2 separate regions of the Mus musculus genome follow, and region 1 is linked to region 2. The links are chromatin contacts, found by Hi-C in ENCODE. All regions are on one chromosome and are shown on one strand. Each heading gives the region's core, a stretch centred on a gene start or an enhancer-like site at or near the end of the contact. The rest is flanking DNA. Distances are from core to core; before and after follow the strand shown. Region 1 holds the start of Cst7 (cystatin F (leukocystatin)). Region 2 holds the start of Apmap (adipocyte plasma membrane associated protein).

Region 1 (5,912 bases), core at 3,343-5,842, 38 kb before region 2:
TTTATAGGAGACACAGTTTACAGCAAACTGCATGATTCTCCTGCTTTTCAATCTTTCCACTCCCTCTTCTGCAATGTTTCCTGAGCCATAGGTGCAGGAGTTGTTTCGTAGGTGTACCCATTTGGGGCTGAGCTTCACATCCTTGCATTTTGATTGGTTGCTGTTTTCTAGAATGGTCTCTGTCTGTTGCAAAGAGAAATTTCCTTGAGGAAGGATGAGGGCTATACTTAACTGTGCATACAAGAACAAAAATTTAGAATGTTAGGGATTATGCTAGTTTAATAAAGTAGCAGACATAGGTTCTTGTACTCCAAGATCCATGACTAGCTTTGTGTCCTTGGCTAGGTTTCCAGTACCAGGCTTGGTTTCTCTCTGGTTGAGCAGGGAAGTCTTAAGTCCAGATTAGAGAGCTGTTGATGACTGCCAGAGTATGCATGTACTACCGCACCTTTAGAGTTATCAATGTCATGCTGATTGTTGCTATAGTTCATATTGTTGTAGTCATAGTTTGGAACAACTGTTGGTTCCTTCCCTTTTTTGGAAGTTACATGCACCTCCTGGTACCATGAAGGCTAGTTCTGAGGGAAGAAGTATCCAGATCAGTTCTAGCTCATGGCTCTCTTTGGATCTAAGACTTTGTTTTTACATGATCTAAGACTCTAACATATCCAAAAATGTTAGTTATCTCTAATTGTACATGATACATACATGATTGGGAAGGGGAGTTGGAACGAGGCACTTCCTTTCTTCAAGGTGGCTAATGAAGGGAGAACCATCAGGGGGTTCCCTGATGATGGAAAGACAAAGGAGAAACCAGACACAGATCTGTGCACTTGAGCCTGGTCACATTTATCCTGGAGGATGGAAAGCATGGGATCTAGCTGGAAATAGCCAACATTGTATTAGCCTGAAATTCCTCTCTTTTGAGGGAGGAGGACACTCACTTGATTCTTCAGATTGTCTGCTTCCACTTTGCATGTACACACTTACTGCCTGCCGGCAGAGGCTTTCAACAGTTGGCAACCCGTACCCCTGGTCAAGGAGGATCTCAGGTTGGCACAGGTAACAGCAGGCACTTCTCTCAGTTTGATGCGCCTTGGTGATGTACTATCAAGGTCCCTTAGAAAGGTCCATGGTGGGACACTCCAACTGCCGCACCAAACAACTCCACTCAAGCAGGAAACAGTAAGATCACCATCACCTACACTGCAAAGAGCAGCTGGGGTGACCTCTTCAGAAGGCTGGTCTGGAATGATGAAAATGTGAAGTAAAACTAGCCAGGCAGTTTTAGGGCATGGACACTAAAGAACAGCAGTTCCCAGAAGGTCTGCGATCCTATCTGCAGTTCTGTCCTTGGCCAGAGTCCAGAAATGCCAGAAGGAAGTCCTGGTTTCCTGTCATCTTCTCTCCTCTTTGTGTAACCAGTGCCAACTGTGTGACCGCTCATGCCTCACCCCACTTCCTGCTGTTGATCCTATAAAAAGCTGCCAGACTAGCAGGTGCTTGATGGTACCCCTTGATGGCACTATTCCTGGAACCTGCTCCTGTTATCCAGTAGCTCTGCCTTCTCTCTCCTAAGCAGCCAGTAATACAACTCTTTTCTAAAACTCACCCTCTCTGTCCCATGAATTTCATTCTTCAAATTCACACAAGAACCTAGAGCCACTGAAAGTTTTGTATGACCTTGAGCTTCCAGCACCCTGACTCCTGAGTAAATAAGTCCACCTAGATGAAGAGAGAAAGTCTCTGTCAAACCCAAAGACAGAACCACCACCACCACCACTCCTCTCCACTTCAGATCTTGTGAGAAATCAAAACTAAAAGGGAAACAATGTGTAGTAGCTGACACTAAGCAATACAGCCTGAAAAGTCCAGTGACACATCAAAGAAGGTCCACAGTGAAATGGAGAACAACCTGGGTGCCTACCATAGATCTGAGTGTAGCACACAGGGGTCTGGGCTTCTAACCCACCATAGAGACATCCCTCAGGTTGCTGGACAGGGTCAGGTCCATACCCATGTGGCATCACACTTGCTGTCCCAAGTACAGGAACATTACCTAAGCAGCTGCCTACAGTGACATCCTAAGGACATTCCCAGTACTCAGAGACATCCCTTACAGTGCTCACAGTATAGGTCCAGTTCTCTGGGGGCTTCTTGTAAGAGGATCCCAGAAAAGGCTCATCTCCAGGAACCTGCTTGAATACAGTCCCCCTCCCCCTAGGACAAGCCTTTACCAAAGGGGGTTTATCGTATCATAATGGTCATGGAAGGGTCAGTATCCAGGAAGACCAGATAAACAGGATGCTCCCTAATGTAGGCTCAGTACCCAGAAGACTTCTATACTTACTTCATGGAAGGAAGGACAAGCACACTGAGGGCTGCGCTCATGCTGGAAACAGTGAGGACCAGTAACAATGCTGTTGAACTTACATTGCTCCTAGGGCAGACCCAATATCAAGAGGGTTATCCACGTATGTCCTCAAGGCTAGCCCATTACCTATGGGAACTGCCTCATTGCTGAATTCAGGTACCTTATCCTGGGAGCCACTAGCACACTGAACTCCATGTTAGGCCCCAGTACCCAGGGGGCCAGCTGAGAACTGTCCACCAGAGTATTGACTGGTACTTGTGAGCCCATCTGCATGCTTTTCAGGTTAGAGTCAATACCCAGGTGGCCATGTGCACAATGCATCCAATGGAAGGCCCAGTATCCAAAGGAACAATTCCAGGCTAGTCTACTTAAAGCCCAGTACCATGGGGTACCTCATACATTTGCCACTTCAAGCCCTGTGCCACAATCTGGCTTGAGGACAAGGGCAGTACCTCAAAGACCACTTGCACTCTGCAACCTATGCATGTGTAGCTCCAGCAAGTAGGAGATGACCCACCCTGGCCAAAATGCATCCTTAGTACCCAGGGGCTGTCTACATGCTGACCTAAGGACAGGCACAGTCCTTAGGTACCTCAGGGACTTCACCACAGCTGACCTTAACTCATGCTCAGAACCCAGGATTAGCCCACTGAGGACACCACCTCTTTCACTGAGAATTCAGGCGCTCAATACCCCTGCTTCCCTGGAATCTTCCATTCCAACGTACAGGATCCCATTCTTTTGCAAGCAGTGTTCTCACTCCCAAAGCTTCCTGAAAAGCTGGACTTCAACGTCTCTCCGGATAACTGGAGGATGGGACTCTGCATTTTATTTTCAACAATCTCAAGAACTATACAAGATGAGGTTCTCCTTAGGGACTCCGCAGAAGCTTTCAGACTTTATGTAGCACAGAGGCGGGGAATTCAAATCCCTGAATTATCTTTGTACTGCACCACACTGGCCTGAAGACCAAGCAGCCAGCCTAGCTCCATCTCCTGCTCCCACCTAGACTACTGATGCTCTGGTTACTGCTAGAAATACAACACGTGGATTATGTTCTGACTCCCAACCTCTCAGTGGATGTTTGAAACTGAAGCGGGCACTACTCTATCCCATTTATACTGAAGACATTGTGTCCCAGACCCTAGCAGCCAAAAATAAGGATCCCAAGATCAAACAGGAAAGGACCATGGGGGGTTGTCATAACAGCTACTACTTACTGAATACTACCTGCAGCACCCAGAAACCTATTGGGACCTCAGATTACATAGTTTGTCCATGTCCCGCAGACCCTATCTGCCCTGTTTGGAATTTAGTAGGATCCAGCACAATTCACCTGGCTCAGACCCCCTCCACCGCTGCCCCGAGCATCCAGGATCTGACTATATCTGTATGTCAGGCAGCCTGGGAGGCCCATGTGTCTCCTGGGGGCAAGTAAGACCCCAGGCATCCTTCCACACTACCTTCCTAGCCTAGTTCTGAGAGACGAATATACCTCTCCACACTGAAGCCGATTACAGCTTGCTTTCCTCCTACCCTGAGCCTTTATGCAAAAGAAACTCCAATGTTTCACAAGTCCCCAGAGGTAACTGAGGTGCATGGGCTGTTCCTAGTCTAATGACAGCAAAGCCTAGATTCAGATTCAGATAACTGGGTATAGGTACCCACTCCAAACCATGGGCTGAAAGTAGAGGCATGGCCAGAATCAGACCTCTGTCTACGTAATTTCATCTCCTTAGAAGGCTTTGAGCCCAGAGTGGGCCATGATCAGTATCTCAGCTCTCACGGTGCTGAGCTCCTGTTTGAGGCACAGAAGCCACGTGCCAATGCTCCTCCCAAGGACTTTGGAAAGTATGAATAGCTTTCCTGCAGATAACCCCTCAGACCCGGACAGCATAGTTTCTTGTCTCTTGAAGGGGGCTATTCTGAATACTAGAATGCAGGAGGGGAGAGAGTCTATAAATGTAGAAGGACAGTCAAGTGACTACTTTTGAAAATCCCCTGGTTTCTTCACATCAGCATCCCCCGTGTGTGGTGAATGGTAGGAAACTGCCTCCTCCCACCCTGGGAAGGAGAGAGGGTGCTGCGCTCGTGGGTCTCACTTCTCTCCCCCTGCCTCCCCCTGCAAATGATCACAGCTTGGAAACTTCTTTAAAGGAAGTGGTTGCTCTTGTGGCCCCAAGTCCTGAAGATGAAGCGCTTCTGGTTAAAATGATTCAGCAAGAAACCACGCCCCACTGAAGCTACCCCACCATGCCCTGGTCCTGGAGCTGTACTTGCCGAGCACTTGGCCCACTACATGCTCCCTGCATTTCCCCAGCCATGTGGCTGGCCATTCTGCTTGCCCTCTGCTGCCTAACTTCTGACACCCATGGGGCACGCCCCCCAGGTAAGAGAAGGGTCATCTGGCCCCATCCCAGAGTACTGTTCTGACCACCTTCTAGTAGTAGAAGTATGGGGACCCTGGCCTGTTAGTCTTGCATCTTTCTTAGGACACTCTTGGAACCCTGAGAAAGACCCTGGCAAGGGGCTGGGGATCCTGGCAGCAGCTACTTCTAAGCAGAATAGACATCAGGGATCAAGCATAACAGCAGCCACAGGGATAAAGAGAACAACTTCTGTTCTCTTCTGTTCAAGGGCCTCACTCAGTCTATATCTGACAGCTTTACTTTTCTAACTGACTTTACTGCAGAGACCCCAGTAAGATAAGTATTGTGCAAGTCAGCATGCTAGTGGCCAGTGAGGGGTGGCAGTCGCCTGTGTTGGAAAGCTGAGATGCAACCAGGCTAGCTAACTTGCTAACCATCAGCCATGAGTGCCTGTTTCCCTACAGAGAGCTGGAAGATGTCTGCCCCAGCAAGCAGATTCAGCACATAGATAAAGTTTGAGGGCCCTGCCTCTAACTGACAAAAAAGCTGATAACTGACCATCTCCCAGTAGATGAAGACAGCGCTTATGCATAAGGCTTTTGTCATTCTTCCTCCTTAAAGCAGGCTGGGTCTGGTCACTGGGAGGCAGTGAAAGGGAATACCCAAGAGACACCAAGGACATAGAATCCCCCTTCACAGCAATTAGGTGCAAAGAAGTAAGTGTAGAGACACAGTAGGGCATAGCCTCCAAATCCAAGACCCAAGTAGATGCTGTGAATGGGGCACTGTGGAGACAGGGCAGTAATGGGTAGGGGAGCTTCTGTTCTGAGGATGAGGATGGACCACAGCAGCTCGGGGGGGGGGGGTCATTGGCAAAGAGGTAGTTAACTGGTAAAAGAGGAGACAGCACTAAGCACGGGCCAGGCCACAGACCTTGCCTCTCCATGCCCTGCTCCCTGTGGCCTTAGTGCTCACTAGGAGGCCCTTCCTGGCCTACCTACGATTCCTCTGCCCCAGTTGTCCAGAGAGAAGCTTGGGCAGAAGCTGGTGTTCATGCTGCAAAGCCCTCTTGGCCTATGTGAGAGATCTGGGGAAGACATTGGTACTGGCTATCTCACCGATCCTAGGGTTTCGGTTTTTTATACTCGGTGTTTTGACGATGCTGTGTT
Region 2 (5,859 bases), core at 2,750-5,249:
TAGCTAGTTAAGTTTTATGAAAACTGAGTATGACTTACCAGAAAATAATCCCCCATGATGATGAAAATAAAGTAGGCACTGACCAGGGGTAGCTACTGAGCACTTGAGTTGGAGAGAGCTTGTCACATAAATGAGGCAAACTACTCTGGAACTCTTACTCTGCACACACTTATTTACTCTTAGCTGAGGTTAACTCTTTTGACCTCACTACTGATCCTGAGACTTGACAGTCCACTTCTAACCCTCTGTACTTGACGTTGGCTTTCCTCAGTCTGTGCATCTGCCTAGTTTAGCTTTTACCTTTATCTCTATTTTCATTTACAGAACACCACACACTCCTGCTGGCAACTTATTTTCCAGGTGAACCCTGAACAGCCAACTTATTTGTCCAACTTTCTTAAGAAGAGCCTAGAGCAATGCTTTCTCCCTTGAGAATATGACACCCTGAATTGCCTGCAGTCTCTCTGGGAAAGGGCAAGTCACAGTGATGCAACCTGTTCTGACAACTGTGTCGACAAAAGCCACCACTTACAAAATCTTCTGCCATTTCAACAGCCAATTTTGAAGGGTATTCTTCAACTCTCCCTGTATTTGAACACCAGACCACAGGGCCTTCAAGAGCCACAAAGCCTTGAATGAGATAAAAAAGACATCAAGAATTCAAGAATGAACTGTGAACTCTACAGAAAAAAAAAAATCTATTGGCTCCAAATCCACACTGTAACAAGCAACCTAGGAAGCATGAAGGCCAAAGAGCAACAAGTCTCATCTTTCAAAGAAACTGAACCTCGAATCTGCTCATTTTTCACATTCTTTTCTCTTAGAATCATTTTTCTCTAAAAAGAGTAAAAATTTAGTGTCTTAATTGAGCAGTTACAGAAAAGCAAGTGGTGGTGGCGTACGCCTTTAATCCCAGCATTTGAGAGGCAGAGACAAGTGGATTTCTGAGTTCGGGGGCCAGACTGGTCTATAAAGTGAGTTCCAGGACAGCCAGGACTACACAGAGAAACCCTGTGTCGAAAAACAACACAAAAACAAAAACAAAAAGACCCATTTGAAGACACACGTAGACAGTGCTGAGATGTAAACACTATAATCCTAACTCTCTTATCTCCATCTTAGATTGGAAAATTTGAAAATTGAACTTAGACCTCCAGAAACTCACTAAACACTGTTGTTAAATCTCAGTGCATCTTTCACTCCTGAACACTTACATATACTTAAAAACTAAAGCAAACTTTCTAAACAGAAGGGTGTTTCAAAAGACAGTCTCACAGTGTAAGGATTGCTCTTTCAATAAAGTTCCTGAAGTATTTGAGAAACCCCTGTCAAACAGTGACTCTAACAGGCGGTGGCATGTTAAAATGCCCCACTCGTCTGTGCTCCACACTGACTACAAGGATTCAACAATCAAATCTGCTGTGTAGCTCACTCTGAAGCTTTAACCCCAAGACTCACTCTCACAGCACAATTCTGAAAGATGCTTCTGAATGACAGTCCAGCAGCCAGGTCTGTCCTTCACTCACTCTCACCTCATCCTCCAAGTCTGTAACGTCATTCACTCTCAGAGACCTCAATAACCCTGTCAACGTGAATGTTGCTGTTCCTGCAAGTCAGGAAACTTTCCAAAGTATTGCAAAATGTTCCTTCCTCTATTAAAATCTGTTTTTCTTCTTTTATTCTGATAATCAATCCATTCTGAGGTGTGTCTAAGATTTTTGATACTGCAACCTCCTGTTATCATCTACAAAATTCACACTCTACTGTGCAACAATATTTAGGAAGGAAGGGAGGGAGGGAGAGAGAGAGAAAGAGAGAGAGAAATCTAGTAATGTTTTAAGTCAGTTTAAGATTTTGTGTTAGGTTTGCAAGTTTTAGCAAGTCTAAAATTTATTCTAACATTGTTTGTTTATACTTTTTTCAGATTCCATGCTTTCTTTTTCTTTAATTTTCTACACTGAAAATCAAGTCCAGGACCTTGGATGTATTAGGTAAATGTCCAACCTCTGAACTCCCAACTTTCAGATTTCTTCACAAAACTTTCCTGATTCATATTCAATCCTCTACCCTCACAGTAGTCAAGAAGATAGTTGGACAAACTATTAGAGATGACTACAAGAAAAAAAATACAGGAGAACTGCTGAAAACGACAAACAGGAATGTTATCACTGTAAGTATAGAAAGGTGGCTATAACTCACTTTAAAAGCAGCCATTTCACCGGGCGGTGGTGGTGCATGCCTTTAGTCCCAGCACTTGGGAGGCAGAGGCAGGCGAATTTCTGAGTTCGAGGCCAGCCTGGTCTACAAAGTGAGTTCCAGGACAGCCAGGGCTATACAGGGAAACCCTGTCTCAAAAAACAAAAAACAAACAAACAAACAAACAAAAAAACCCAACCATTACAGATCACTAAAGATAAAATAACAAACATGTTGACAAACAGCAAATATGTTTACAAATGGCAAAGTCAAAACAGTGTAAGCACAAATGTAAGACATTGGAAAAGATCAGATGGAAAGAGACAGTTTGGTGTCTAATTTGTAGTCATTAAGGAAGAAATCCAACAGAGAACCTTAAAAAAAAAAGATAAATATGCCCCTTTGCCTGTGGGTCACAAGTATCACAGAAGCTGTTCTAAATATCAGGCCAATCTATCAAGAGTCCCCGGGTACCCAGGCTTCAAAACACTTTTCTTCTCCAAGTGCCCAGATAGGGCTCTCCACAGCTCCACCCTTTCCTAGTTCTCCTAGTTCCTGCAGTTAGGTTTGGCCACTCCTTGCTTATCCATTAAAAGACTCACCAACCATTAGCAATTAATTAGCAATACCCACAACAAGCAGGGTGAGCAATTTGTCATAATCTACCCACATTTAGCAAGGTGAGTCCTAGTTAATGAGATCTCAAGGCTACCTAGGATGGCTGGTCTCCCTAATCAAGATCCATACTAGTTAGTACCTTCCTGTTCTTTTACAAACTCCTCTTTCCAAAGCCAAAACATGTTTGTATGTTTATCTTATTACCATTAGTCAAACCGATCATCAGAAGCAAAAACTGTCTCTCATCTAGTATGCACCACATCCCTTCATCACATTGCTGGTGACCAAAGAAATATTTCTAATATTTCTATCATATAAGTTAATTCCACAACTTTGAGGCTGATCTAGATATTCAAAGTACAAAATTCTGGTCACCAAGTTGAAAAGTCAATTTTAAATGTCTTCTAGTACGGTTTAAGGAGCATGCTTCATATGTGGGCTAATAGTGCATTTTGAAAGTCAGAAAGACTGGGGCCCAAAAAAAATTTTTCTTTTTAAGGATTTACTGTCAGTAACTACTGTCCCTATTACAAAAACCTGCAAGGCCGAATTCTCAGAAACACTGCCAACAATGTCAGTCGGTTCTCTACTCCACGCTGAGGAGTACAGACTGCGCGGCGTCAATAGATGCAGGAGGAGGACCTTCGCAGAAAGGAAACCCAGCATCTTTTCTGACTTCTCTTTAAGGAAAGTGAATAACAAGGAACGCGAAAGAATCGGCTGACGGCAGTGGTCAGGTGGCTGTCCCAGGAGTATCAGAGGTTCCAACAAGGACAAGTCGGGAAGATGCGTGCAACTAAAGAAAGGCAAAAGGCGTTGGCTCCAGCGGCTGGGTGGCAAGAAGGGACAGAAAAGGTCCACAGCAGCGTGAGGGAGGACAACCAGGTCCACGCAAGGCCTCGCCCCGCAGATTGTCCTGTCAGCCCGAACCCGGCTCCTGGGTCCAAGCCGGGATAATGAGGAGGGTTCTCTCCCGTGGGATGATCCCAGCCCAGGTCCTGCCTACCTGCCCTCCTTGACCTCCGGGACCTGGCCATCGTCCGTGACGACCTGCGGCCGCAGGGGCCGACGCTGCCGCAGCCCGTCCGCTTCGCTCATTCTGCCGCCTCTCCACTGACACCTCCAACAGCGCCTTGACACTCAGCAACGCGGGTTTCAGAACTACTCCCTGGCGCGAGGAAATGACGTAAACTTAGCGCCGGAGCTGCAATGCAGGCCCCGCCCCCTTTTGGAGATTGGCACAGCAGTAAGGCTCCACCCCCTGGCCCCAGCCTACAGCTGCAGGCAAATGGTGAGGGGGTCCCTCCCTCAGTGAGCCGAGTCTGGATAGTGAGGCTGTAGCGGGTCTTCCTCAAGTCCGAGTGCTGGGCGGTGAAGTCTGCAGTAACAAGCTTGCAAAGAGAAGATGCCACTGATTCTTAACGAAATGTGTTCAATGCAGTAATCCCCGCCTGAACTGTTATCTTTTCTGAAAAGATTCCGCTAAAGTTCAAAATGTGTCCTTTTGGTTAAGATCAGATTTTGACTGCTAGATCGTCAAGTGGTTATACAATAGACATTTGATAAATTTTCTAAAGGGAGTTACCTAAAGACAGGCCCAAGTAGAAAAGACTGCTAATAGCAAAACTTTAGGAATCATGAAGCAACCACCAGGTAGTGCTTCCACGGTATTACAGCGAGTCGGACATACTCCAGGAGGTGAAGTGAGCAGACTGCAGGCAAATCCCTCCTTTCTGGAACTAATGAGAGCCATGACTTCAATACATGTAAATTTTAATACAGTGGTGATTTTAAAGAGAGAAACTTGGTCTAGTGGAAGCATTTAGCCGGTGAAGGAATGTGGGGGTAGGATTGGAAGAGAAAGGGCGGACAGGAGAATTTCAGGCAGCAATAACCAAGTAGGGCATTGGGAAGGATCTCTAGGATATAGGTGCTGGATTTTGTACCTCACTTGGGATTTTACAGAAGCAAACATGCCATTATCTTTTCGGCACTAGATGGCGATAGAATGCCACCTCAATGTTCTTTTTCCTCTCGCTTGAGGGAAGTGGAGATTTCTTAACACAGTTCTGTAGGGATCTCAGGTTATATATAATCCAAGGCTTGGCAACATGGTACTTGATTCCATCATTGAAGACAGACATTATAAAGATAATATCGTGGGTAATTGTAACAACTGCTGTGTGGGTCTGGCGCCTACCTGGAGACCTGAATGGCTTCCCCTTCTGATTGCATGTCTCTGACTTTGTCATGTTACTCCTTGTTTCCTTGTGATACGTTTTTTTTTCTACCTCCACCTAAACCACTTTTATCATCCAGAATCCATCTCAAGAGTCATTGCTGAAAATCTCTCATTAACTCTCCAGAGTATCCCCGTCTGTGGGAGGCTCTGTGAACATTCCTGAGCTGTCACAAGTAGCCAGTTACATCCAGTGCCTGTTACATGGATTATGCGTATCCTATGCCCAGTGTGAAACACATGGGCCAAAACAACCCGGAACACACACACGAAGAATAAAAAAGAGTTGAATACACTGAACTTCCTACATAAAAGGAATTCACCAGACGACCTGTGAGCTCCTCAGTTATGGAAGACTGTTCATGAAATTCAGGGCTAAAGTTAGAAATGGTCTTGGAACGGATCGGTTAGAGTTTGTAAACTAGGAAAGTGTCTGGAAGAGCCAGTGGCCATATCTCTAAAACAAATAAGTCCACAGGGAATTGCTGGGAGATACACTCATGGCCTTATCTTGAAGCACATGAGTCTGAATAAGCTGGGGTTAGAATAGGCTGAGCTTCGATCATTTGTGTTATGCAATATGACTTAGGGGTTTTCTGTTTGCAAGTCACGGTAAAGTCCATTCTGCTTGTTGTATGTGGTCTTAGTGCTCTCTTGTCCCACATCACCCTCCAGCCCTGCAGCCAATCAGCATTACTGTCTCATTGTACCAACTGTTTGCACAAAGAGAAATGGGACTGCCATGCAAGGTTAGCTCAGGTTTCCCAACCTCAGCACTGATAACATTTGGGGCGAGATAATCCTTT

What was found. Hi-C counts contacts between places; a loop is a spot of excess contacts on that map.
Region 1: a loop to region 2 is called in a map of left cerebral cortex, with 2.4 times the contacts of the local background. The contact joins the promoter of Cst7 here to the promoter of Apmap in region 2. A Hi-C loop is called at or near these places in 5 of 37 maps with a recorded cell type or tissue (T-helper 1 cell, T-helper 2 cell, left cerebral cortex and 1 more).

Annotation. Positions count from the first base shown.
Region 1 is chr2:150,565,823-150,571,734 of GRCm38, forward strand. Cst7 (cystatin F (leukocystatin)) reads left to right here and starts at 4,593. Exons shown (of 4, transcript NM_009977.3): 1 at 4,593-4,763. The coding sequence starts at 4,697.
Region 2 is chr2:150,604,568-150,610,426 of GRCm38, forward strand. Apmap (adipocyte plasma membrane associated protein) reads right to left here and starts at 4,000. Exons shown (of 9, transcript NM_027977.3): 1 at 3,821-4,000. The coding sequence starts at 3,912.